Linked DNA regions of Homo sapiens: region 2 is linked to region 1. Evidence: chromatin loops called from intact Hi-C (ENCODE). Cell type or tissue: prostate gland. All regions are shown on one strand.

The links. Hi-C counts contacts between places; a loop is a spot of excess contacts. Peaks named below come from ENCODE experiments on the same cell type or tissue, not always from the same donor. Only the 100,000 strongest peaks of a DNase experiment are listed, where the experiment ranks them.
Region 2: a loop joins it to region 1, with 2.9 times the contacts of the local background. A loop is called at or near these places in 8 of 110 quality-filtered maps.

What each region holds. Positions count from the first base shown.
Region 1 is chr3:45,943,926-45,946,425 of GRCh38, reverse strand. The region is part of intron 14 of FYCO1 (FYVE and coiled-coil domain autophagy adaptor 1); the gene reads left to right. The region is part of intron 1 of CXCR6 (C-X-C motif chemokine receptor 6); the gene reads right to left. Among named protein-coding and RNA genes, the nearest start is that of CXCR6, 1.7 kb to the right of the region's middle. In prostate gland, no CTCF peak of the experiment used is centred here; no DNase peak of the experiment used is centred here.
Region 2 is chr3:46,443,484-46,445,983 of GRCh38, reverse strand. It overlaps LTF (lactotransferrin), which reads left to right. Exons shown (of 17, transcript NM_002343.6): 12 at 548-703; 13 at 2,402-2,500. Among named protein-coding and RNA genes, the nearest start is that of LTF, 20 kb to the left of the region's middle. In prostate gland, no CTCF peak of the experiment used is centred here; no DNase peak of the experiment used is centred here.

The DNA.
Region 1 (2,500 bases):
GAGGATGGCATTCTTTGTCTTCCTGCTATCCCATTGACCACATTTAGGGGGCAAATAGTCATCTTCTAAACCCACCCACTGGGATGTGTAGAAACAGCACAGTCCAGTATATTGAAGATAACCAATTCTGAGGGGAAATTGCTCAGACAGGATGAGGACTCTCCATTAGCCTGAAAATTCTCAGGATCTCACCCATCTGGGAGACAACTCATAACTGACCCCTAAGCACATTCCATAAAATCCTGTGCTCAATTATTTTGAAACCAAAAGTCGCTTTGCTGCCAGGTGGGCACAGTGCTGTTTGGAAGAGCAACACTGATGATGGATGGTTGAGCCCACTGATAATATGAGCTCATCAATGGAACATGCCTGTTTTCATCTCCCCCTGCCTCACCACAGTTGCCCACCCATCCTGAGCCCCATTTCCTAATAAATTGTGAAAGCTAAAGCAAGTGCCCCTACCAGGGGGCTCTCCTATCAAGGAGACTCCTGGAGACCACAGGTGTTTGGGGATGGCAAGACTGCTCTGCCTGGGTAGGTAGTCCTTCCTGCCTTTACTTCCCCTCAATTGCATAGATTTTCAAAGGCTACTAATGGGGAAACAAAGCATAGAAAAGCCCACGACTGCCCAGCACTTTGGCTGAGCTGGCTTCATGGTTAAAGCATTGGGTGGTTCTCCTCACTTCCCAACTAAACTTTCCCCTTCATCAGTTAACACAGTTTATGGCATTCTACCATCAGAGCCTCATTTCCTGAAGACTTCTGAACAAGAAGTCTCTTAAAAGGTAGATTTCCCCAAAGCGGAACCTTGCCTTAGCTCCTGTGATTGGCAGGTTAGGACTTAGGGGCCTCATTTAACAAGCAGAAAACCCAATTGAAATGGGATGCCAGATGGGCAACCTTTCTTACCCAGGGCACCAGCCCTTCAAGATGTCACTTCTCTCTGACCCTTCCCTCTGCCCTGTGACCCTGCCAAAGACCATGGACAGGACAAGGGATCATGTAACCTGTGGTGTGGGAGCAGGGGCAGCTGCGGCAACATCAGCCCATGAGTGCCAAGTCTGCCCTTGCTACAGGACTGCAGATACTCAACATGCAGCAGCTCATTTCCAGTGACCTGGAGCCATGTCTGGCCAGCACCTCTAGAAGATGTATGAAGAAGAGCAGGTGTTTGGACAGAATCTCTGCCAGCAAAGTCAAAATATTGCCTGACCAGACAAGTGCATATAAACGATGAGGTTACCTTTCCTAATCCACTCAGAAACACTTCTGTCGCTGACTTTGAGTCCTGACTGGGAGCAGTGTCTCCGATGCTGCTGCTTGCCTCTGTCTTTCCAGGGACCAAAGTGCCCTTTCTCTCTAGCAAGGAAGGATGCTGCCTTTGGGCTAAGACTGCTTAATAAAAATCCTTGCCCTTACGTCACAATTGTTAGATCTCTAAGGGTGATAGGTCAGCCAGTAGACATCCTGCCCCCCACAAGCTCTCTGGGGCACTGTATTAAGTAGGTCAGATGATGTGTATGTGTTATTGATTCACATGGGCAAAAACATATTTTTTCATCATTTAAAATATGAAACAGGTGGCTTTGCTCTTAAGAATAATGTTCAGCTCCCCATTATTGCTTGACTCGCTCTCGCCTTTTTTTGGTATCTTCCTGTTCCAGCTTTTGCTGGTCCCTTATGCTGCCATTACACATTTCCTCAAAGGACCTGTGCAAATTCATGTGTAATAATTGGTAAACTTTGATGTATAATAATTGGTAAACAGATTGGGCCTGGACAGTGCTGTGCAAATAGAGTATGAAAAATTACTTTCCCTTCTAGGCGAACTAAAAACATTCATTTCTTTATCCTCTATAATTAAAATCCTATTTTGTTTTCTGAAAATTAAAAAAAAAATCTACAACTTTGGAAGTAGTGTAAAAGTCTGATAATGATGAAGCAAATTACAATTCATACATAAAATAGAATATACTTAAATGTTTAGGAAGTATTTTTACTGATTTTGGAAAATGCAATACAGTTAAATTGCTAAGAACAGTGTAAACACAAAGTAAATATGCAAAATAAGTATTAACTATTACTATTACAACAAATAGATGTCAAAAGGATATAAAATTGTGATTCTTAACCTTTTTTGACCATAAACTCCTTTGAGAATCTCCTAAAAACTGCAGACCTTTTCTCAGAAATAATGTATATATATATACACACACACACACACACACAGACACACACGCACACACACAAACACCCCTACAATTCTGGGAGTCCATGAACCCCTTGAATCCTTCTGCCATGTATTCTGTGGGCCCTCACATAAGAGTTCATGATAAACTATGTGATTTTAACTGACCGTACTTTTAGAAACCTGGAAAAAATGATCACATTTTATTAACAGTTGGCCTCCAGCTGGTGGAATTATGGGTGACTTATTTCTTCCTTTTTTTAAAATAGTTTTCAAAGTTTCTACAGTAGTATGTTGATTTATATTGAAAAA
Region 2 (2,500 bases), 500 kb before region 1:
GCCCTTGGTGGGTGTCTGTCAGATGCATTCTCTCAGGAGGACAACGGCAACCATGTTGAGTTCAACCAGTGCAGGGTGGGTTCAGACTCAGCTCAGGGCAGTCCCTGGGGACATGTGCCCCTGTACCCACACAGCCGTTAGCTGGCTGGATGTTGGTGCTCTTGCCTGATGCACACTGTGGTTGGTGATTTATGCACTGTTGGGGTCTCTCTTGTTGTTTATAGTGTTTGTTGCTGTAGAAGCTTACACTGAGAGATGCATTGCTGGTTTGTAACTCAGGGACATTGTGTGGCTGGTTGAAGACAGTCCCCTGTAATCACTAAAATAATCAGCTTTTCTTACTGTTTTATTTCATCAATCTCACCTTAACATAAGGCAGCAGCTTATGCTTTCTCGGTCTACCTAAAAAGGCCAGTTCTTTGAGGGAATCATTGCCTGGTGTTGCTTCTTGGCCTGTTTTGGCCTGGGCTGTAGACAGCTCCACTGGAATCCATGTGCCAGGCCTCCTGGAGGTTAAGACTTGTTTTTCTGTCATCTGTTATGCCAGGATATCTTGCTGTGGCGGTGGTTAGGAGATCAGACACTAGCCTTACCTGGAACTCTGTGAAAGGCAAGAAGTCCTGCCACACCGCCGTGGACAGGACTGCAGGCTGGAATATCCCCATGGGCCTGCTCTTCAACCAGACGGGCTCCTGCAAATTTGGTAAGGAGTTCCAAAGGTGCGGTGGGTGGGCCACCCTGGAGGGTAGGCATATTGTGCTGTGGAACCTTAGGGAAGGGAGGGGAGGGGATTTGCAGGCTGATAGTGGCCTGCAGGCCTCTTCCAGCATAAGGAAATTCTCCCTGTGGCTGCCCCCTGGAGGCGTGGGTGCACTGGGGGTTTCCCTGCACAGCACTTCCCATGCCCCATTCACCCCACCCCAAGATTAAAGATTGGAATATCTGCCTATTTCGCTGCACCCTAAGAATAAATGCAAGTTCCAAGATGTGCAAATGCTTTTTACCTCTTGGAGCTCCAGACCTAAATTCCTCTTAAACTCTGGCTTCCCAGCTTGGGGAAAGATGTCTGCCTGCCTCATGAAAGGTGACTCCTGTTACTAAGCAAAACTGACGCTTACTCTACACTGCAACGGAGCCTGAATAAGACCTCAAGAGCCTGGCTCCACCTGCTTCTGCAGTTTTCTCTCCCCACCACACCCCACACTCATCCTAGTCAGCATCAGCCACACCCTGCCTGCTGTGGGCCCCGTGGCATGGTGTGTAGCACATCCTCAATGTGACTCCCTTCTTGTATGGGCGTCTCCTAGGGCAGGGGCTCCACTGCATGGGTTTTTGATCCTGGCCGGGGCAGGCAGCTTTCACGTGGCTCTGCTCCTCACCAGCTCCATGGCAGCCTCTGAGCTGTAGGGAAACTGCCAGGATGGAATGGGAACTCCCAGCTTTTCCTGAGGTTGACACATAGTGTGGCTCTTCCAGCAGCAGTGGGAGTCTGATAATGGGTGACGTTTGCTCAGTGGGGCAGAGCTTTCTTGTCACCTTTGTTTATTCTTTCTTGGGTTAAATCACACAATGAACGAATTCAGATCAGGTTCAGCTGCAAGGAACAGAAAACTCCTGAAATAGTAGAGGCTTAAACAAGACAGAAGTTAATTTCTGTGTCATGTAGTCCAGAGGTGGTTTGCCTAGGGCTGGTATGAAGACAATATGGGGTCTGGAACCTGGGCTTTAATCATTTGGCTACTCTGCCATTTGTGTGGCTTTCATGCTCAAGGTCACCTCATGGCCCACATTGCATCTCTAAGTCCAGTCCCTGCTTCTGCATTCTATGTGCAGGATGAAGAAAGAGAAGGAGAAGAAAGGGCAAAAGGCATGTACCAATTGTCTTTCAAGGATGTTTCTGAGAAGCTGGCGCCCAACACTCCTGCTGATATTTCACTGGCCTATAGCTACCCATATGGCCATATGAGCCCCAGGGAGTCTGATAAGTCTAGTCTTTATACCAAAGGGCCAAGCACCCAGATACAAAGCAGGGTTTCCATTACTGATAAAAACAAAATCAGATCCTGGACTAGGCAACTCACAGGCTCTGCTGCACACAGCCATCACGGTCATGAGCTGAGTCCCCAGCTCAAGGCTGTGATGACGGGACCCTCCAGGCAGCCACAGCTCTCATCCCCAGCCTTAGTTGGGTGTCCATCTGTGCCTACAGTCTGAATGAAGCTTTTCTGGTGGGTCCTATGTTGGTGACAACATGTTGCTTTGTGATGGTGAGTGTGTTCTATCTAGATTGCTGTCCTGGGAAGTCTAATGAACTGAAACCACCCTGCATCGGCTGTTAGGTAAAGGTTGCTTGTGTGGACTCAGGTTTGAAGAGCTGACTCCCCGTGTTCCTTCTCTCCAGATGAATATTTCAGTCAAAGCTGTGCCCCTGGGTCTGACCCGAGATCTAATCTCTGTGCTCTGTGTATTGGCGACGAGCAGGGTGAGAATAAGTGCGTGC